Regions from separate parts of the Mus musculus genome. Here region 2 is linked to region 1. Evidence: chromatin loops called from intact Hi-C (ENCODE). Cell type or tissue: gastrocnemius. All regions are shown on one strand. Each heading gives the region's core, and the rest is flanking DNA. Links, peaks and the distances in the headings are about the cores only.

Region 1 (11,183 bases), core at 1,319-9,318:
TATAGAGATCCCGGCTCTGGTCCTCATACGTGTCTACTGCAACCACTGAGCAGTCTTCCCTGACTAGTCGTTTGTATTGTAATGGGGCTTACTTTAGTCAGATTGATTTCCAACAATAGACTAAAATATCTGTTCACACATTCAAGTACTATGAACCCCTACTATTTACCACTGTTCTAAGAGCCAGAGATATGGAATTTAAAAAAAATAAGATAAATTAAAGTGCATGCAAATAATGAGTTTTGAAATCAAGAAAGGAAGCAATAGTTTGAACCAGGGAACATGAAGGGATGTCATAACTCCATAGATCTCTTAGACAAGCCATGAGCCTCTGAGCTCCTGAGGGATGACAAGTAGGGAACCAGGCCACAGAAAAGGGGAAGACCATAATGGAGCAGGAAGAAATAGTCCCAGGTCTCATGACTTCCTACCTCCTGTGAGGGTGTCACAACACCCTCCCTCAACCCAACTACATGGGACATGGATGAGAGCAACAGATCAGGAGGGGAGAGGAAAGACCTAGCTGTGGGAAGGGACCTTTTCAAGAACAGATTCGGGAGCAGCTGTGTCTGGCAAGCAGGCCAGTTCTGTGGCAGCTCTTCTCAGCAGGCCTGCAGCTCAGCAACTCACTGCACAGCACCTAGACTCCAGTCTCAATGGAAGGCAACTGGTCAACAGAACTGATAGATCAGCTTAGTCAAGATATGCAAACTGACCCATGCAGCAAATGTATGCCACGGTGAAGGCCCCCCGTTTGTGTGAACGTAAATACACTTTATTTGAACCAGCGTCTTCACTAGACAGAACTGAATCCATCCTCATTGCCTATAATTCTTCATCTATGATAGAGAATAAAAGAAACATGCAAACCGGGTTACACTAAAGCCACTCTGCGCATCTGCAGAAACAAACATTCCGACTTATTTTGTTACTTTTGTTCCTGTTAATCCACATTCAGAAAAATACAAGAAAACCAGCAGCAAAATTGCAAAAGACAAAAGGGGGATTTCAAAACTGACTCAAATGCCCCAAACCAGCACAAGCAAAAAATATTCCCAGAATGACCTTGGTCTTTAAGCAAAGGGAGTCTCCACACTTCTGAGATTACAGCTCCAGCTGAAACTGAAAACTCGACTAGCCATACCCAGAGACATCACAGTGATGACATAAACAGCCCAAAGAGAAGCCCTGAGTTTTCAGATGTGGCAGACCGGGAAAGTGCAGATGCTTTTTGGCTTCATGCAAACCCCAGAGCCCCCAGGTGGAAACTGTGAAGTAACCGACACGCTTTGGCATCTGCAACTGCGAGGAGTACACAGGATGAAATGGAACAAACACGAGGGAAAACAGATTTCTCGTGGTGCGATTCCCCAAGTGGGTGCCCTCTGCCTACTAAAACAGCTGTGAGGATCCTGGCATCCTCACACCCTTTCCTGACCAAAGCCAGAGCCCCCTCCAATCGTGTGACTCCCATCACTCCAGAGTACGTTCACCTTCCAAAGAGTCGAAGACTGTTAAAGAGGTTTGTTTTGGTTTTTATTCTCATTATACTCATTATGTGAACCACCAGTGCTGCGTGCTGTGGGTGGGTACCCCTGCTATATCATTGGGGTTAGAAGCCACACTCTTCATCCTTCTGAATATGTCTCCTATAAAGCTCACTTCTGGAATCAAGTAAAGACGATCCAGGGGTTGCAGACTGTGTCTGTGTATCTCTGGTTCCCGACGAATTCCCCCTTTAGACGAGACCACACCTCCAGAAGGCCTAACACAGCAACAAGATCCGAAGCAAAAGGATTCCGAACACCCAAAACACTCAAGCCACCCCTAAGGCCTCACTCTGGACTCCTGTTGAAACTCTTTTGTACTTTTTACTCTTTATGAAGAAATACACTCCGGTTAGCTGGCTTTCCAGAAGCCCTCTACAAATACTTTCACAGAAGCACTTTACAAAGACAGGGTCACAAGCACATACCTGCGGCCCCAGCGGAAGTGGCGCCAGAAAGACCAGGAAATCAAGGCCAGCCTCTGCTAACACAGTGAGTTCGAGAGCAGCCTAAACTGAACCCAGGAAAAGTAGGGGATTGTGGTAAAAAGCAATCACAAACCAAGTGGCTGTAGCCTCAGTACCAAGAAGCAGAGGGATCACAAAGGTGGGAGCCAGCCTGAGCCACACAGTGAAACCGTCTTAGCAAAAGAAACAAAATGGCAAGCAAACTGAGGCGAGAACAGCGCAAGGGCTACAACACAAAAGAGAATGGGATCCTGAGGAGGTGGGGTGAGAAGGTGAAGGGTGAATTCGATCACGATACATCATATTCATATGACAGATTTTTACAAAGTAAACAAAATCAAAGCTTCATAATTCCATCTTGAGGAGTATCTAAGAAAAAAAATCAGTATACATACACAGCTGTTTTAGGAACTTTCAGTGTGATTAACAGGATCCGTGGGTCTGGAAAGTCTTCCTTCTTGTGAGACTACAGAAAGGAAACCTTTCATTAGACCCAATTACTGTGGCTGTTGCCGAATGAGGGACATTCCACCGCACACCAAGCTCAGGGCTTGCATTTTACATACATTGCCTTACACAATCTCTTTCAAATATTAAGGACTTCTTGAAAAGATTACAAAAGACAGCTCAAGATGGCTAAGGTTTATGCACAGCGGTGGCCCACACTGCTCTAGCTGTTTTGCATGGCCAGCCAGTTGCATAGATTTAAAAATAGAACTAAGTCTCCTACTTCTCCTAACAGCACCATGAGCCAAAGCCAGGTTTGAAGCACTAAATAGGCATTTAAATACATGCTTCACTGCACTTTAGTACCAAATAACTCATTTCTAACTGCCCTATTTCTCCAAATCCTATCAAGCTACTTAATGAGGCATCTGAGCCCACTCTCACTTCCCACTGGGGAGGCAGGGATGGAAGCGACACACTGTCAACCAAACACTGCAACTGCTGCGTTAGAAATGCAGGGCAGAGATGGTTTTAACATAACCAACAGAAGGAGATGCACTGGGACCCATGGAGATCCTTCCAAGTAAGCTTATGAATAAAAAATTAGCAAAAATGTCAATAGATACTCAAGGTCTTAGCATGGCCAGAACTAACCCCAAAAATGTAAAACCCAAGACTGAGTCAGGGTCCTTTGTGATTATGGGCAACCAACGTGGTGGAAGCTAGGGTGAAAACAGGATACACAACAAGTTATATTACATTATATTACATATATATTGTATATATATTATATAAATATATATTACATGAATATATGGTACATGAATATACATATATATACACAAGAGTGTATGCGCATGTATGGGGATACACACACACATATATAATATCCAGTACACCCAATTTAATATTAGCTTTATCTAGAATACCTAGTTATGAGTTCATGGGGTGAGCTCATGATAGGTACATCTGGACAGATGTGGAGAGGTGGGGCCAGAGAACAGAGAGGCAAGGAGCTACAACAAGTTACCCGTAGCGCGGCCAGAGAAAGGGAGCCGCCACAAACTCTGAGTCCCTTGGTGTAGGGCTTAGATACATCACAGGAACCCTCAATGTCAGATTATATCACCACCCTTGTGTGGGCCTCTAATTTATATTTTAACTTCTGGTTGTTTTTGTTTTGTTCTTTGTTTTGGGTTGGTTTTTTTTTTCCCTGAAATTAAAATATGCTAGTTAGCAAAAACTGAGTTTTCTGGGTCTCGTCAGCAGATGTGTCTCATTCTGAATTAACAAGCATCTGGGTTTACATAGCATCTCCTCAGGGCCTAGTTAGCGTCAGGGCATGCCTGTGGCTGTGTGCTCTGCCTCGGGATTCTCCACCAGTAAGAATTACCACCAAGAGCTGAGACAAAGCTCAGTTGGTAGACGGTGTGCCTAGCACACCCATGGCCACGGACTCCATCTGGAGCACTGTGGTAACCTGATGTGGTAGCAAATGCCTGTTTCTGGTACCTGGGAGGTGGGAGGCAAGAGGGTAGGGGCTCAAGGTCACCTTCAACTACATAGATCAAGACCAGGGAAGAAGACTCTAGCTAAAAAGGAAACACAAAACAGTGCCTCGAGAGATGTTAGGCTTTGAGACCATTTCTGTGGCTTGGGGTGTTTCCCTAAAAAGAATCCTGCCTTACAAGGCCCCTGTTAGACTTCTTATAGCTGCCCTCTCAGCTGAACTTGTGGCTCTGACGCTACAGAATCAAAAAGTCCCCCTTCTGATTTTCACACAGAAGCTTGTTAAGATTCGGGAGCTGCAGGTGGGGCAGAGCACCAGGCCCGAGGACAGGAGTCAGTGAAAATATGGACGTAAAGAGCAAAGCCCACGCTGTATTCTGATTTGTGTTCAAACCTAGGTGGGTGCCTGAACAAATTATTTCACCAAAGTCATATCTGCAGCTTTACAAAGCCAGAGGCATCTACTGTCTTAGAGATTAGACTGCCCTCTTGTGGGAAATAGGAGGAAAAACTTCCTGGGTATTCCCCCTTACTTTTCTCCAAGAACAATTTGGGAAAAGCCTGCCTGTCTTCTCAGGGTATCACCTGGCCATTACCTCTTACAAAGACAGGCACACAACCGCCATGTCATTTTGGTTTTTCAAGAGAATCCAGAAACTCAAGACTTTAACCCAGAAGGTGTTGCATGATATTAAACACCATTCTAATGATTTGAAAAAAAATATTTGGGCCCTGCTCAGTTGCCATATTCGAGTGGTTTGGTGTCGCTGAGTAGTTAATTTAGAGAGTATTGTCAGCAGCCAGAACATCAGTGTAGCCAGCACAGTCCAGTGAGTCTGGGAGACAGGACACATGGGGGTAAATTCTAAGTCTACCCCAAGTCAATGAAGAACTGTCATAGGCAAAGATCTAGAAGGTGCACGCCTTTAATCCCAGCACTTGGGAGGCAGAGGCAGGCGGATCTCCACGAGTCTGAAGTAAAGCTGGTCTACATATCTAGTTCCAGGCCAGCCAAGGGTACATAGCAAGACTCTGTTCTCATAGGATGGGGGTAGGGTAGGGGCTATTTAAATTACCCAAGTCATATGATCTTAATGGTTTGTTTGTTGTTTGTTTTTTTAATGATACTGTAATAGCACCATGAGCAATCCCAGCTAGGAAGGAGGTGGAAATGGAACTGAAAGGCGGGGATTTAGATGGCTCAGTCAGTAAAGTATTTCCTCAGAACCTGTGTAAAAGAGCTGAGTGCAGCGGCCTGTGCATGCTGCCCCAGTACTGGGGAGGCAGACATGGGAGATTCCTAGGGCTGACTAGTCCATCAGCCTAGTCAAATTGGTGAACTCTAGGTCTCAAGAAATAAGGAAACACTCCTCCATTGCTGGTGGGATTGCAAGCTGGTACAACCACTCTGGAAATCAATCTGGAGGTTCCTCAGAAAATTGGAAATAGATCTACCTGAAGACCCAGCTATACCACCCCTGGGCATATACTGAAAAGATGCGCCACCATGACACAAGGACACATGCTCCATTATATTCATAGGGGTCTTATTTGTGATAGCCATAAGCTGGAAACAATCAAGATGTCCCATGACAGAAGAATGAACACAGAAAATGTGGTTCATTTACACAATGGAATACTACTCAGCTATTAAGAACGAGAACATTAGCCAGGCATGGTGGTGCACACCTTTAATCCCAGCAACTTGGGAGGCAGAGGCAGGCAGATCTCTGAGTTCGAGGCCAGCCTGGTCTACAAAGTGAGCTCCAGGACAGCCAGGGCTATACAGAGAAACCCTGTCTCAAAAAAAACAAAAAATAAAATAAAATAAAATAATAAAAGAATAAAAGAACGAGAGCATCATGAGTTTTGCAGGCAAATAGATGGAACCAGAAAATATCATCCTGGGTGAGGTAACTCAGACACAAAAGAACATATATGGTATTTTCTCACTGATAAGTGAATATTTGCCATATTTGTTCTATAACCCACAGAACAAAGCAAGCTAAATAGCAAGGTGGGCACAGGAATCTCACTCAGAAGGGGAAATAGAACAGCCATTGGGGGTAGATGGAGAGCGAGAACTGGGTGAGAGAGAGGATGGAGAGGGCATGCTATGGTGTGCTTACAGACAGGAGCCTAGCATGGCTGCCCTCTGAGAGGCCCAACAAGCAGCTGGCTGAGGCAGAAGCAGATACTTACACCCAACTAATGGACTGAAGTCAAGAACCCCTGTGGTTGAATTAGGGAAAGGCAAGAAGAAGTCGAGGAGGAGGGTAACCGCATAGGAAACCCAGCAGTCTCAACTCTGGATCCCCAAACTCTCTCACACACTGAGCCACCAACCAGGCAACATATACTAGCTGTCTAAGGCCCCCAACACATATACAGCAGAGGACTGCCTGGTCTGGCCTCAGTGAGAGAAGATGCACATAACCCTTGTCAACGGCCTGGCTGGGTGAGGGCTCGGGGAGGGGACATCCTCCTGAATACCAGGGAGGAGGGAATGGGTTGAGGAACCGTCAGAGGGCAGAACAGGAGGGGAAGAAAGACTGGACTGTAATATATATATGTGTGTGTGTGTATATATATATATATATACATATATATATATGATAATTTTTAAAAAGATATAAAGCAAGCTCTAGAAAAATGAAAAATCATACTGTATATAGGTAGCTTTAAAAAAACAATCAAAAGAAAGAAAGAAAGAAAGAAAAAAAGAAAGAAAGAAAGAAAAAAAGAAAGAAAGAAAGAAAGAAAGAAAGAAAGAAAGAAAGAAAGAAAGAAAGAAAGAAAGAAAGAGCAGTTGAGAAGGGTACCCATCATCCCCCCAGCCTCCTCGTGCACATACAACACACACACACACACACACACACACACACACACACACACGTTAACCCTCACAAACGCACAAGTGCACACACTCAGGTGAGCACCCGTGAGTGCCTCTGCACTGCTGTGTTGAGAGGTGGAGACATGAACACTTAAGGGACACAGCTTTGTCACAGGAATTTCAGAAGCTGAGGCTCCTTGCACTGTAAGACTACCCACCCTTGAGGCCCCACGGGAAAAACGCAGCGTGGGGTGCTGAGCGGGTGCTCTTTGCTTCCACAGCGGGTGAGGAAGTCTGTCGTGGAGATCACAGAATGGTCCTGTGAGGTCCTAGAAGCACTAAAACCACCCTGAGGGGATTGAGCAATGCAACTGGTAGTTTGAGAGGCCAAACTTCCTCCCCAAGGAGTGAGCAAGTCAAGAGCTCAAAACAGAGAAGACACTTCTCGCTGATGGGGCCGGAGAGTAATGAATGCTAGCTAGCTCTAAGCACTCTGCCAGACCACAAACAGCGTCTTCACCTTGCTTCTTTTTATCAAGATCCTGGAAGAATGGAAATCTGAAAATCTCACCAATTCTGTCAACAAAGCATGTCTTTTGTTTTTGAGGTTATTTTAATGCTTTTGTCGAATTAGCACCATGTTTCTGAAGAATCGATCCACTGCCCAAAGCTTCAAGCATAATGGGTCAAGCACTCAGGTGCCTGGGCCTCAGACCCGTGGAATAAAGGAATATGGAGACGGGACCCATAAATCTGTGTCCTTCAGGTGCAGATTTCCAGGGGATTCTTAGGGACATTTAAGGTTGGGGACCCTGTACCTTCAAGCACTCATGTGCAGGTTAAGTCTATCATCATGGCACAAAAACAGTCAAATAAGATCTAACTCTCATGAATAAAGCAACCATTGTATGACTACCAAATCCTTATGGCTTGGGAATGCCTCTAGTCCAGTAATTTTCAACCTTTCGTGATTCTGTCCCTCCCTAAAGAGACATTAGGCACCAGAGGTACATGTGAAGATCAGAGAACAGCTGGCAGTAGTTGGTTCTCTCATTCTATCATGTAGGTCCCAGGATTCAAACCCGGGTGCTCAAATTTGGCAACAAGGGTCTCTTCATCCACTGAGCCCTCTCCCCATCAGACATTTTTGGTTGTCATAATCAGATGGATGTCACTAGCATCTAATAACAGGTATATGTGGCTAAGCATCCTGCAAAACTAGCTGCACAAGACAGGCCCCAAGGACAGAAATGTCCATGTGTGTCACAGATGAGAACTTCTGTTCGAGCCTTTCATCTGCTTATGTGGTATAAAATTAGGCATAAATTCTTTTCATGGAAGTTTATATTTTAACTGCCTCTTATCTGATGCCCTTCTTTCGATGAATTCCCACGGTGTTAATCTTGTGGTAGAAAAGGGTCCACCTCCCTCTACAGAAGCCAGTGAGCTGCTTATGCATGAGATGTCAGCATGTGACCAAGACTGGGCCAAGTTCAAGTCCCCCTCTGTACATTGTAGCATACACGTGATATATATATATTATATATATGGGCTGCCCATGTAGCTCAGCAGATAGAAATGCTTACGGCCAAGCTTGGCAACTAGGCTTCAAGCCTCAGAATCCACGTGGTGGAAGGAGAGAACAGATTCCAGCAAGTTGCCCTCTGACATGTACACATACACACACACACACACACACACACACACACACACACTAGCAATAAGCCCTGTTGCCTCACACCTGAGATACTCTTCCAAGAAGGCCAATAACCATCAGTCAGTGCTCTTTGGGTCCACGTGTTCAGTAAGCTGAGAGTCCATCTGATTATTCTCTATCCAACCAGTCTTTCACTATCTAGAGAGTTATCTTAGCAAAGCCAAGTGATTCCTCTTCTGATTGTTTCCCAACTCACGGTCTTGTACAGAGAGCATCTCTGACACTGGCTGGAATTATAGAACCCTAGGCCTTTGAGAGCTCCACTAACTGGGCCATGGGAAGGACCCTGGATGCCAGCAGAGCTGTGTCAGAGGCTGACCAAAGCAGGCCTCTTCTCTTTGGAATGGAGAAACAGGATACTAATGTAATTTATGTCTTCAGTGATATAAAATGGGGTACTGTGAAGCTGAAGCACCCACAGATGCTGATGTGTGGAGAAAATCTGAGTGCATTATGAAAGCAAGCCAGATATGCCCAAAAGTCCTCAGGGCCCATGAAAGACACATGTGCTAGCTAATCACTCAGGAGTTTACTGAAAAATCAGAAAAATCTCTTCCCAGCTCTGTAACACAGTTCGCCTTTTCTTCTCTCCCCTCTAAGGTTACCATCAGAGACTCGAGAAGTCTTCAGGCACCTTCAGAGACAGGAGACAGAGATTCAGAGCCTAAACAGTCACTATCATAGAGCGCTATCTGAAGATCGCTTTGGGTTTTTGAACCAGAGTCTCTCTATGATGCTCAGGCTAACCTTAAACTCATTAACCTCCAGCTTCTGCCCCACTCAAACGCCACCAGCAGGCTCAGCAAGATGAACAAGTCTCTCTTTCACTACCATAAATAAAACCCCAGGGTCTTTTCATTTTTTAACCATTTATTTTATTTAATGTGCATTGATGTTCTGCCTGCATGTATGACTTCATGAGGGTGTCAGATACCATGGAGCTGGAGGTCCAGGCAGATGTGAGCTGCCATGTGGGTGCTAGAAATTGAACTCAAGGTCTCTGGAAGAGCAGCCAATGCTCTTAACCACTAAGCCATCTCTCCAACCCCAAAAGTGGAGCCAGCAAAATGTTTCAGTGGGTAAAAGCACCCGCTGCCAAAGCTGAGGACCTGAGTTTAAACCTCAGATCCTACGTGGTGGGAGGAGAGAGAACCGGCGCTTTCAAGTTATCCTCTGCATGCACACACAGTAATAAAGGGTGATCTGATTTCATATAATGTCAGGGCATAGGAAAGAAAAAAAGACAACGGAGCCCAAGGATGCTGAGGGCTCTGAACAGACTGGTAAGGCTCACAGTTCACCGCGCTCTGCTCACCATCACCTGGTTCTTTCTCTCCGCCCCGGCTGCTCTCTGACTTAAATCAGCATTAAAGGCTGCAGTGCTCCGCTGATTCTTTGCTTTGCGGGTTGGATTTCTGTCCAGGGGTGTAGGTAAACTTTATGTGGGGAACTGAGCGGAACGGCGTCATACTTACAAGACAAAAGTGGCAGTTGCAGGGAAGATGGTGACTTTTAAAAATAATCATCCAGTAAGGGGTAACATTTCTGAGATTAAGTAATTGACCAGCACACACCGAAACTGGATTCATTTCTGACATGACAAATTCAGTTTGTTAATACAGAATGAGGGGCTTTCGGATGCCTGCAAATAAACATTTCTCTGATGCTTGTTCCCGTCAGTCTGCACATGGGAAGTATAGTGGCTGCTGGGCTCCTGTGCAGGAAGCCCCTGGGGGTGCACTGGCAGCCCCGGAAGGCGCAGAGGGCCTGCCCATGAGTAAACAGTGAACAACCCTTGTAAACCAGGCAGGCAAGATAGCTCAGCAGGCAAAGGTGCTTGTCAAACAAACCTGAGTTCCTAAGTTCAATACCCGAAGCCTCATAAGGATGGAAGGAGAGAACCAACTCCAGGAAACTGTCCCCGCTCCTAGATGTACACACAATAGTTTTTAGTTCTGTTAAACCTTTGTAAACCACTCCAGTCTGCCAAGTATCACCCAGCCCCCAACCATTTAACTACACTCCCTTCTGGTTTAACTTCTTCATTTCCGGCCAGTTAATAAGGCCTACTCTCTTCTGAAGAATACACAATCTTTTAAGAACAAAGGTGGAATTTTCCTCTCCAGAGGCTTCATCACCCGACTACAGACTGGCACCTTTATCTTCATTTATTTGGTAACACTTGTTAGTTTCATCTTCCCTAAGGGCTCTCTTCTTATTTTATAATGGTTCCACCCTCATGACAACCCTATGATGAAGACCCTACTCCTGTGTCCATTTTACAGATGAGAACACAGTGAGGCACAGAGAAGTACAGACATCACTGTAAAGTGGTCCATGGGGCACAACTAGGCTGTGTTGAGGATGGAATTTGAACTCGTGGCCTGGTCCAGCCCCTGTGCTTCTGTAAGCTCTGCTGCTCCCATAGGAGGTCATCACTCCACACGTCCATTCTTAGCCTACATGATAGAGTAGATTGTTTTAACTGACGCTATCTGAATTAGTACAAAGCTGTGTTCTATGCCCTCAATGTCTGTAATTTGACTGATTATACACAGATTATACACATACCTAATATGAAAAGTATATGTGAACAACTAACAGTTAATCCTGGTATCTAAAAGTCCATTTTAAAGTGCCTATAAAGTAGCCTCCCATGA
Region 2 (11,183 bases), core at 1,988-9,987, 210 kb before region 1:
ATGAGAAAGGAATCTCTCTCGGTAATATTAATGAAAAAGAAAATTTTAATGGTAACCATGCTCCACAAAGTAAAATTTTCTGTTTACACATGTGCATGTGTGCACACACACATACCTTTTGAACTGGACTAGAGGGCTATCCAGTAGTCATCAGTAATGTTAGATCTCTGTGATTCAAATATAAGTTAGGAGTCATATGCATGCCCTAAAACTATTTAAATGCTTAATTCATTTTCAGTAGTATTTTGAAATGGATATTTGATCCTATCTTTAGAAGCAGCAATAAATATAACAGCTTGGAGATCAAAAGTCAGATTTCACATGTGGAATAGTTTTGTTTTTATTTACTAGCAGAAAGCTCTTTGGCCTAACCACTCTGAATCCTGCTGGGCCTGGGTGTTACACTGTACCAGTCTATTTAACCCAGAAGTCTCCCTGCAGAACCCTATGTTTCTACAGTTGGGAAGGCTTAACTCATAATGAACAAAGTGGCGATGCTCTACAAAATGATGCCCTCATTTTAACAGTGTTTCTTGGTGAATTTTGAGTCCTAATATTCCTTTATTTCTCCAAGTTCTAACTTTCAATTTTGACCTCCACTATACATGAAATTTCCCAGTCTCCTACATTGCTGAGTTGCCTCAACCCCCAAAGATCTACATTAAGCCCAATATATATACCTGGCCACCCTTTCCAGCAAACTTCATGGATCCCCACCATGTGCTGTCACCACCATCTAGCCATCCCTTCTCTGAAGCTCTTCTCAGCCTCATGTGTCCTTCACACTCAGCAAACACCCATGTCTGGTTTAATTCCACTTCCTGCAACCCCATCTTCATTCTTTGCTTTCTTGGCTTCCTCCCTGAGCCTTGGTCCAAGTTCTCACAATCAGTAACCCAACTATGATAACCATTAACCGCAGAATTCTCTTCATAACTCTCACTCTGGACTTCCCAATCTGGTATCAATGCCTTCTTAACATAAACCTTCTATTAGGCCTTTAAGATGACATATGCTGAGACCCATCAAATAAAGGTATAGCATGCAGTGCTACATAGGCAAATTTAATCAAGAAGTCTTTCCTCCGTGGAATACTCTATGTAACAGATGTTCCCTGGGGAGATATGAACAACAACAAAAAAATCTACTTATGTCAGGTAGAGTAGACCAACATACTAATACCACTGAAGTCCATTAGTAAAACAAGGACTTTGGTTGGTATTTATAGGCATGTGGGTGAAAGATTACTTATAGAAGCAGAAAGTCCTCAGACAGCTGCATCATCAAAGTCCACTCCAGCATGGTGACAGCTCATCAAACCTGCAAATCTATGTGCACACTGAACAGCCTGCAGGCATTTCAACAGGTTGGAAAATATCCCTTCCAGTAGCTCAGTGGGTCTGAATTTCTTCAAGGCTACTAGGCTGGTCTCTACTTCCAGGAAGCTCAGTTTATCTAAGAATATCTCTCTCAGCAATCCTTACAGCTGTGTGTTCTTGGAGGGTCTAATAAATCTGATCAGTTTAGGGGACTTCCTGAGGTTTTTGAGTTGTTCATTTCCTAAACTTAACAGCTTTACTTTAGGATAAAATATTTCACCCCATCCCACACCGATCCCCATATCCACCCCTTAGAACACTCAACTGTTTTACTTCTCTTTTAACTTCCTGTGTTTTAACAACCCCCACCCCAAATGGGACAGTTTTATCTCAGAGGAAATTTTTAAACATCAAATAACAATTGATATCTCACTGGGCAGTATTCTTTGAAACCCTTTGGTCTATGTTGTCTAAGTAATTTCCTACAAATTTCATCATGTTATATCTTTCTTTAAAACCCCTTCAGATGATACCCCAGGGCTTTAGGATTATTTTTTTAAAGACTATATTTCTCTATCTGTCCCTCATCTGACACTGAAGTCTCGTGACCCCCATGCTTCATCCTCAGGCCTACTTGGAGCTATGTGGCCATGCCATAGTTGGGCATGATGTCGATATAAGCCTACATGGTTAGATGTTGTCCCCATTCCTGTTTTCCTAGCTAACTATTCATGTTGCCGCTTCTGCATCACTGCTCCCAACCTATCCATAACAATGTAGTTGCGCTATTTAATGTAGGCTCTTTTGGTAAAACTGATCATGTTTTTCATGTTTTCCAGTAGTTTTCTCCTTCACTAGATGACAGAACCCTATAATATAATAACCACTTAAATTCGTCTAAAATCCTCAGCATCTAACGTAGTGCCCAGTGGGTACCCAAATGTTTGGTAAAAGTAGGACTGAGTGAAAAAGAGGGTGAAATGAGTTATGAGCATAATAAGCAGTTCATACCATGTTAAACCTGGAAATCGTATCCCAGAAACAGAACATAAATGTCATTTTGCATTAAGGGCAGTAATATGACTTGAAGCACCAAGGAAATGAACTCAACTCTAAATTAAACTACCAAGTGAAACATTTTTTAAAAATCAATGTAGTCAAAATTTATTGACATGCTAATCATGGGGAAATCTTTGAAAATACAGGTCACATGAGCATATTTCTGTATAAGAATATAGCCTTTAAGTGGTCTCTTTATTGTATATTTCTTAAATTTCTTATAAAAATAATGAAGCCACGGCCTTGCCATGAATCATGTATGGCAGCTAATATATGCAGCATAAATGGTATCTTTATTATTTGTCTTTATTGCATATATTTTAAAATATCCCTTACCAGAGATTTACCTTTTCATACCAGAATGTGACCTTAAATGATGATTCATGAGGACAAGTATTTTTCATTTAATTTTATTACATTTCCCTTGCTTTCTTTCCTCTGTCTACATTTTCCTTTCTGCTTGCTAACTCTCACTTAAAGGACTGAAGCTTCACCAAGCCATCTCCGCGTGGTCACAAAGCTACCATAGACTCTGAAGGCTTTCCTGATGTCAAAGTTCATCTTCTATAAAGACAGGTTTTCATCTATGTAAACATACTGGAGAAATTTATTAAGCATATATAATACAAGCTTTAGCAACAGGATCTGGACATAAATAATAGGTAAAAGATAGATGAGTGACACATACATACATACATACATACATACATACATACATACATACATAGAGTTTGCAGATAGGTAAATAATGAGAGAGCAATGGTAGATAGCTAGGTAGATAATGATAGATAGATAGATAGATAGATAGATAGATAGATAGATAGATAGATAGGAAGGAAGGATTGATTAATCTGGTCCTCTCCCATGCCTGGAATGTCAGAATGCCAAGAAGAGCCAATTCCTATTGTGGGGACACAGCTTCCTGGAGTGACCAAACAGTCTGATAAAAGAAGGATCTGTAACAGCTGGATGTTTGCTTTATATCTTTGAAGCATCTGCATTTAGAGTCTTCTCAGTCACCCAGTCATCAATTCAGGGAACATTTATGAGCCGCACGTTCTTTGCCAGACACTACACTCTGCACTGGGGAGTACATAGATGAACTTTTCTCAGAAGATCCCTAATCCTAGATCTGTTCAGGGAAACAGAGGAAATAGCAGACACATGAGCTCTGAGCATTCTTGGAAGAGATAAGGTACCCATCCTAAGTCAGAGTGTGGTGGAAGGGAGCCATTCACCAAGAGCCACAGAAAATAGAACAGGCTCTGAGAAGGAATGGCCTGGGGCTGGGCCTTCTAGGATACCTTAGAAGTTTATGGGTGAGCAGGGAGCTAAAAGGCGTAGTGAATAACATGATCAAAAGCCGAGGCAGAAGTGCCTGTGTGCCCAAAGAAGGATGAATTGTCTGTTGCAACTAGTGCCCTAGTACGTGGTAGAGTCTAAAGAATAAGCCAGTAAGATTGCCATAGTCTAGAGTGCAAGGACCCATAAAGGCATTTTCTGGAGCCTGGTCTTTATCTTGTGGGTGCTCAGAATCTCCTTGAAGCTTAAGGTATATATAAAGCACCCAGGTGATCTTAAAATTCTTCCTTACAACTATTATTGTCTTTGTGCTGTTGCAGACTTCTGCATGAGGTTATGGATAATTTATCTGAGGACCGTCCTTTAATCAGGTCCTATCTGGAGCTTGACAATCTACCCCTTATTTTAAGAGTGGTTACACTATAAGATACTTGGAGTAAGACAAATTATTTTCACCATCTACTAACTTAAGTTTGAAGGAAAGAGAAAACAAACCTACATTTTTCTCTTATTTCATTTTTCACATTTAATAAGGAACTCTAGTTGAACACTTTGAATCTAATAGCTGTTTATACTCACCTACTTGCTTAATTTTGGAGTATATCCAAAGTGAACAGGATCCCATGTGCCTCAAAAAATATTTGAATGGAGAAAAATGTAGCTATTAATCATTGAAGTGCTCTGCAGTCATATAAGTACAAACATCAATAGGAAAGTTACTATATTATCAGTCAACAGATGACCATTAGGACTCTGCATATACTAGCTGCCAAATATCTCCATACATCATTATGCCTGGTGAATTCAGGAGGCCTTTGGGTGTCTTGACTAAATTTTAATCTTTAATAACAAAAAATGTGGTTTGACATCATCTTAGAGTTTGTAGGGATATGGTCTTATGAACTAGACATCTACTTTTCTCACTGCACTCTCAAGGATATAAATATTTAAAGATATCACATGCCTCTAGAATCTATTAGGAAATGGTAGAAGCTGGGTGTGGTGGCGCATGCCTTTAATCCCAGCACTTGGGAGGCAGAGGCAGGCTGATTTCTGAGTTCGGGGCCAGCATGGTCTACAAAGTGAGTTCCAGGACAGCCAGGGCTACACAGAGAAACACTGTCTCAAAATACCAAAAAAAAAAAAAAAAAAAAAAAAAAAAAAAAAAAAAAAAAAAAAAAAAATGGCACTGTATTTTTCAGCTCATACTCCAGCCAGTGATTATGAGGAAACAAATGAACATTATGAGGAATGAAATGAAGTTTAGTGGGGAAACTATATGGAAGGAAACACACTAGAGATGAACTCCTTCAATTCTAAATTATTTTATTAAAGATATAACCAAAATACTGGAGAATATTTTGAGTCCAAATCCCATATACTTAATATGAGCAGTAAGAAAAGTAAAATCTCTTCATCTGTGTGTTTAACAGGTTGATGGGAGAGCTATTCAAAATTGCTGTTTGGGTCTGGGAATATGACTCCATGACAGAGCACATCCTTTAACAAGCGTGAGGCCCTGGGTTCGGTCTCAACACTAGGAAGAAAGCTCTATTTTAAAAATGAAATGCCGTCTAAGGATATAGATCAGCAGGAAAGTATCTGGGTTCAATCCCAGTACTACTAAATCACTAGACGGCTAAGTAGATAGGTGGACAGGCAAATGGGCAGATGGATATGCAGAGACACAGATGGATTCTGGTAAGGTCTACCCACTCTCTAGAATCCCAGAGAGGGGTAAAGAGTCACTCGTTGTAGGGACTTTTTAAGGGCAAAACACAAGGCCACCGTATTTCCCATGTGGCTTTGTCATTTTTCAAAAACTACAACTTCCAGCATTCCAGGCGGTTAACTTGCCCTGGAGCTTACGGCCACGCTTACAGGTTGACTTTGACTCTTACAAGTGGGCAATGGCCAAAGGAATCAATGCAAAGAAAAACACTCACTGTGTCACAGTGACAATGGCCAGAAACCATTGTATCAACTTACATTTTTCAGCAAACTTTATATTGTTAAAGTTTCTGAAACCCAGCAACATGGCTCACCCTGTAAAACCACTTGCTGACCTGAGTTCGATTTTAAGGAGCCACTTAAGTGTAGGAGAGAAACAATTCTATACACTTTCCCTCTGATTTCTACATATGTACCATGATATGCATACCTGTACACACACACACACATACACACACACATGCACACGCATGCATGCAAACACACATGCACGTTAATAAGTATATAAAAAAGTACTTTTTTAAAGTTTCTAGAATTAATAGATTTCCTGAAGGTTGTTTTACTGTCCAGTGACTGACAAGCCCATTGGATTGGCTTGATTCTTTTTCTTCCTTCTTTCCTTCTTTCCTTCCTGCCTTCCTTCCTTCCTTTTTTCCTTCCTTCCTTCCTTCCTCCCTCCCTCCCTTCCTTCCTTCCTTCTCTCCTTCCTTCCTTCCTTCCTCCCTCCCTTCCTTCCTTCTTTCCTTCCTTCTTTCTTTCCTTCCTTCCTTCCTTCTTTCCTTCCTTCCTTTTTTTCTTCCTTCCTTCTTTCCTTTTTTCCTTCCTTCTTTCCTTCTTTCCTTCTTTCCTTCCTTCCTTCCTTCTTTCCTTCTTTCCTTCATTCCTTCCTTCCTGTCTGTCTGTCTTTCTGTCTTTTATTTTATTTTTTTTTTATTGTATGAGTGTTTTGCCTGCAAGTTTGTCTGACTATCTGCATACAATACTTACCTGGGATTAGGTAACCTAGGATACCTGTGAACTGCCATGTAGGCACTAGGAATCAAACCCTAGGTCCTCTGTAAAAAAAGCCAATGTCCTTAAGTCCTGAGCCATCTCTGCAATCCCTTGACTTGGGCAACAGTATGAATTAGTTTATCACCTTTCTATATAGTAGTCTTATAAGGCTGGAACCAGGTTTAGATAGTCAATGGCTTTCCTGACAGGACTCAGGCCGGATTCCTCTGATTAATAACTAAAGTCCTGCAGTTCCTGCCCCTGGCTATCTGAGCAGTTGATTGAGGTGAGAGCAGGGGTACAATTCAGCCCTAATATCTTACTGGCTACCTAATAAGACCACCACCAAGGAGGGTGACATCTAGCCTGTTGGAGCTACTTTCCTTCAATGCAAACTCTCAGCTTTTGGACCTAGATTAAATGTCTCAAACAACCAGGGCAGCAAGTGAATAACTAGAGACTGTTCCTAAGAAACCAAAGGACACCCTGAAATGTCTTGGTTGAGCTGCACCAACCTAGCAAAGCCATGGTTTAGCATATAAGAACTAGGGTTCTATCAGAGTGTAGTAACAGAAATCTCAAAATTATAGTGGCTTCAAAGACTAAAGAGTATTTTGCATAAGAAGAGGTAGGCAGGGCTTCTCAGTCAACAATGAAACCTACTCTATCTTTTTCCATATCACTCACACCCCATTTGCATATCGCATGCACCCCATGCCAATTCTTGGCAGCAAGGAGCGGTGTGGGTCTCTCTTTAGCTGAGGTCTTTGAAATCGCATACATCCATCTGTTTATATCCCATTGGCCATCGTTTAGTCCAGTGGCTGTGCTTGCCTTCAAGGGAGCTTGCCAAATATAGCCTATACAGAAAACCGTGTACCATGCTAAAAGCTGAGGGCCCTTAAAAGGGAAGGGACAAATACTTGGAGAAAGCCAACAGTCTGTGCCCCAGGAGGCCTCGTTCCTGCCTTAAGCAGCCAGATTATAACGATTAAGTTCCATGTAAACAAAGTGTTTTACTGCGGTCCCTCTGAAAACCACTGACATGAGGCTATTTTTCTTGCATACCAGATTTCAGCGCCTCTGGCTCCCAGTGCCCTTAGAAATCACCAGTCCAGATGAGTTCTTCAGAAACCTGGTTCCTAAATCTCCCATTGCCCAGTGTGGTTGAGTGAGTGCTTGCTTCCACGTGGGGGGAGAGGAGAGTCCTTTCTCTCTGCAAATTAATTTTTTTCTGATGGTTGATTCTGATGGCAGGAGGTCCCTCTTCCTCATGCTGGAAGCTGCACAGATTATTTTCATTGGATCATAAATATGTTGAACACTTTATTATACTAACCTTTTAAACCAGTTCTCTTTAGTGGCTACAAATCACAGTTCAGGGGCAAATTTCTAAGATTCCAGGGCTCCTGAATTCCTGGATGCTCAAGTTAAATACCTGAGATTACAAGTGGGGAGCTACAAAATCTTTGCTACATAATTCACTGCAAAGACAAGAAGCAAAGCCCTTTGACCTGACTCCTGGTTTGTCAAAAACAAAAACGAAAAAACCACCTCCCTGCTCTTTACTCCACCAAGAATCAGGTCGTGATCAGGATCCTTGCCGGTGCTGACCCTTTTTGCTTTGCTTGCCCAGTGTTCCAGGACCTGTGGAGGAGGGATTCAGAAACGTGATGTTCTCTGCAAGCAGCGTATGGCTGACGGCAGCTTCCTGGAGCTTCCAGAGACCTTCTGTTCTGCCTCCAAACCAACCTCCCACCAAGGGTGCAAGAAAGATGACTGCCCCAGTGAGTGGCTTCTCTCAGAGTGGTCAGAGGTAGGTATGCTTCTCTTCTCAGGGTGAGAGAACGCATAGGACAGAAATCATCCCACACAATAGAAAAGAGACCAAAAAGCTCTCCTGACAGTGTGGAATGGCATATTGTAATGCCATCAGTCTATATGGTAGGATGCATAATATCTAGGCTATGGGCTGATTTTATTATGGGGACCTAGGCTATGCAGCCAGCCCTTACCTAACAGTTGAACATCAGAAACCTGTGATTATAAATGGGAACTCCCTCAGACAACCCCAAAACCCAGAGTTCTTCGCGTCTTTCTGCACCTAGCCCCTTCTCCCAACAGTCATGCTCCCACGTCCTACTCCCAGCTCTTTCCAGTCTCTGCTCAGGAAGGGCAAGGCCTCCCTGGTTCTTCTCTTCCAAGTTTCTGGACAATAAAGGATGTGATTTATTAGGAAAAGAAGGCCAAGGAAATCCTGCCTCTTTACTGTTAGTTTCCTGACTCTAAAACTTGAACAACTTCCCAGCAAGAGAACTTGATTTCCCCATTGCTGTGTACTTGGGGAAAGTGGTGGCTCAGCGCTCTCAGCTCCAGATGGTGCCTGGAGTTAGGGATCCCAAACTTAACCTCCAGCTAACCTGCTTCTCCGAGTAATTCTTGTTTTGACACTGGCATGAATCCATTTACATCCAGAGTTAAAAAGTCACCCGGACTGCTTTCAGCTCCAGGATTCTCTTTGAGTTGCCTTTAACTACCCAGCTTCAAAGACCTGAGTGTCTTCCACAGAGAAGTCTAAAAATCATTGCTGTACAAGCAAACTCAGCAACTGGCAGAAAGACTGGTACATCCCAATCATATCCAAGACCCTTCTCTTTCTTGCCTTGGCTTTTTAGTGTATAACATGCAACTCAGTTTGGAACTGCTGGTGGTTTAAATGTGTGTCACAGGAACACTCTCTTCCAGACAGAAAAGGAAGCCTGAGGAAATAAAGATGCCTGACTTCTAAGCACGGAACTCTTGCTTTGTACATTACCAGGCTGTTGAGAGTCCATCTGATAGTGCCTGCTGTGGGAAGTGGGGCTGTACAAGAACCTAAACTACCATCATAATCTATTAGTAAACTTACCTCTGGCTGTGTCTCACCCCAGATGTTTCAGGATAAAAAGGAGAATGGTTATTTGGGCATTCCAGAAACAGTTTGTATTTCAGCAGAATACAAGAATGGAGGGGAAGAGAAAAATGTGTACATATTTAAAGGTGTGTGTACACAGACATGCTGGCTGGTGGTTTTTAGTTGACCAAACTAAAACAGCCATGTTTTAAAGCTGTCCGACCCCTTGCCCCTTGGATGCTTGGATCTGGTACTGTCATTAATGGTCAAACAGATGTCAAATAGAATCTGGAGTCCCTAATCAGCAGGCAACACAGAAGAACAACAGAAAACTGTTGATTTGGGAGGCATTATTACTTAATATAATAAATCATATTAAGAAATGCCTACACAGAAAAGAGCCCTGGTGTATGTGCCAAGCAACAACATCCTGGCCAAGTGTCGATTGGGTGATGGGCTATCATGGATGGGCAATGGAGAGAAGACTATATATGTCTAATAATTGCCACCCCTCCATCCTCTGACATTTGTGGCCTTTGGAGGATATTGAACACAGAACAGTCATTAAAAAGTGATTTAAAAGAAGGACCCTTCTGGTTTAAGCACCAAAGGAAGGAACCCACTGAACCAGATCATATTAAGCCAAGTAGACCATTAGAACAGGATCTTATAGAGCTAAGAGTTCAGACACAATGACAAGCAAACCTGGCTCTAAACTCTCACTCCCTTAGCAACTATACAGCATGAAGCTCATTGCTTCATCTTTCTATCCCTTAGTCTGACTGTATTTGAAATGAAGATAACAGAGTGTATCATGTAGGCAGAGTCTTGATTAAGTGAGACACATGAAGTACTTGTGTCTAGTTTACCTTAACCCTTGTTCCCTACCTTCTGGGTTCATTATCAGGAGAAAGAAGGATCTAGGTAAAACACTCCATTGCCTGCAATGGCTGGGCTCAGGGTCATATTCTAGGTCTCCCTTGTGCTTTGCTCTTCTCCCTAAGGAAATAAAATGACACACTTGGTAAAGTATGAAGGCTTAGCCCTTATCTAAAGTTCTGAGCTATCAGGGTTCATGAATGGAAATTTCTAGCATTGAAGAGAGGCTGGAAATAGTGAGACACAATCTCCCAGAGATACATCTGGGGCTCACTGGTACTAGCCTAGCTTCTTGGGTCAGTGAGAGAGACTCTCCTTTAAGAGAGTTATGTGGAGAGTGACATATTGTAATACTACTATATGTCATCTTCTGGCTTCTGCACATGCAGTGAACAAATGAGAGTTCATGTGCGCACACACACACATACACACACACACACACACACACACACACCACACACATTTTTAAATCTAAAACAAAATGAGAACTTCATGGTTAAAGCGGAAGCGGGAGTGGGGTGACAGGTCTCCAGTGGTGGGAGTCGCCATCACTGAGAAGCAGCCCCGGCATCGCCTCCTCACCATGGTTACCAAGCATGGCTTGAGAGACTTGATTTCAGCTTAGCTTCACTACTTTAGAAAGGTGGAGCTTGATGCTAGAGAAGGAATGAGACTACCAAAGTCACAGCTGACCTTGGCCTGCAGTCTGGCTAATGGTCTGTTTTTCCACTTGACCAAACAAAAACAGCCATGTTTTAAAGCTGTCCGACTCCTTGCCCCTTGGATGCTTGGATCTGGTACTATCATTTATGGTCAAACAGGTGTCAAATAGAATCTGGAGCCCGTAATCATCAGGCAACACGAGCAGAGGTTTGTTCTCAACCTGCACTGGTCCTTGGCATCTTGAATTTCTGTTGGGGTGGGTGGCAGCTGTCACAATCTGTCCCACAGGCCAGTGTCATTTCAATGTATTCACATATAAAATTTCAAAGTGTAAGACAGCTTTC

The links. Hi-C counts contacts between places; a loop is a spot of excess contacts. Peaks named below come from ENCODE experiments on the same cell type or tissue, not always from the same donor. Only the 100,000 strongest peaks of a DNase experiment are listed, where the experiment ranks them.
Region 2: it touches region 1 in a loop (2.1-fold over the local background); 2 of 42 quality-filtered maps call a loop at or near these places.

Annotation. Positions count from the first base shown.
Region 1 is chr4:86,541,370-86,552,552 of GRCm38, forward strand. The region is part of intron 1 of Saxo1 (stabilizer of axonemal microtubules 1); the gene reads right to left. Among named protein-coding and RNA genes, the nearest start is that of Saxo1, 11 kb to the right of the region's middle. In gastrocnemius, for the core only: a CTCF peak has its summit at 4,466 (motif pointing left); no DNase peak of the experiment used is centred there.
Region 2 is chr4:86,328,798-86,339,980 of GRCm38, forward strand. It overlaps Adamtsl1 (ADAMTS-like 1), which reads left to right. Exons shown (of 29, transcript NM_001368621.1): 17 at 8,041-8,220. Among named protein-coding and RNA genes, the nearest start is that of Gm33730, 110 kb to the right of the region's middle. In gastrocnemius, for the core only: no CTCF peak of the experiment used is centred there; no DNase peak of the experiment used is centred there; H3K27ac peaks cover 2,606 bases.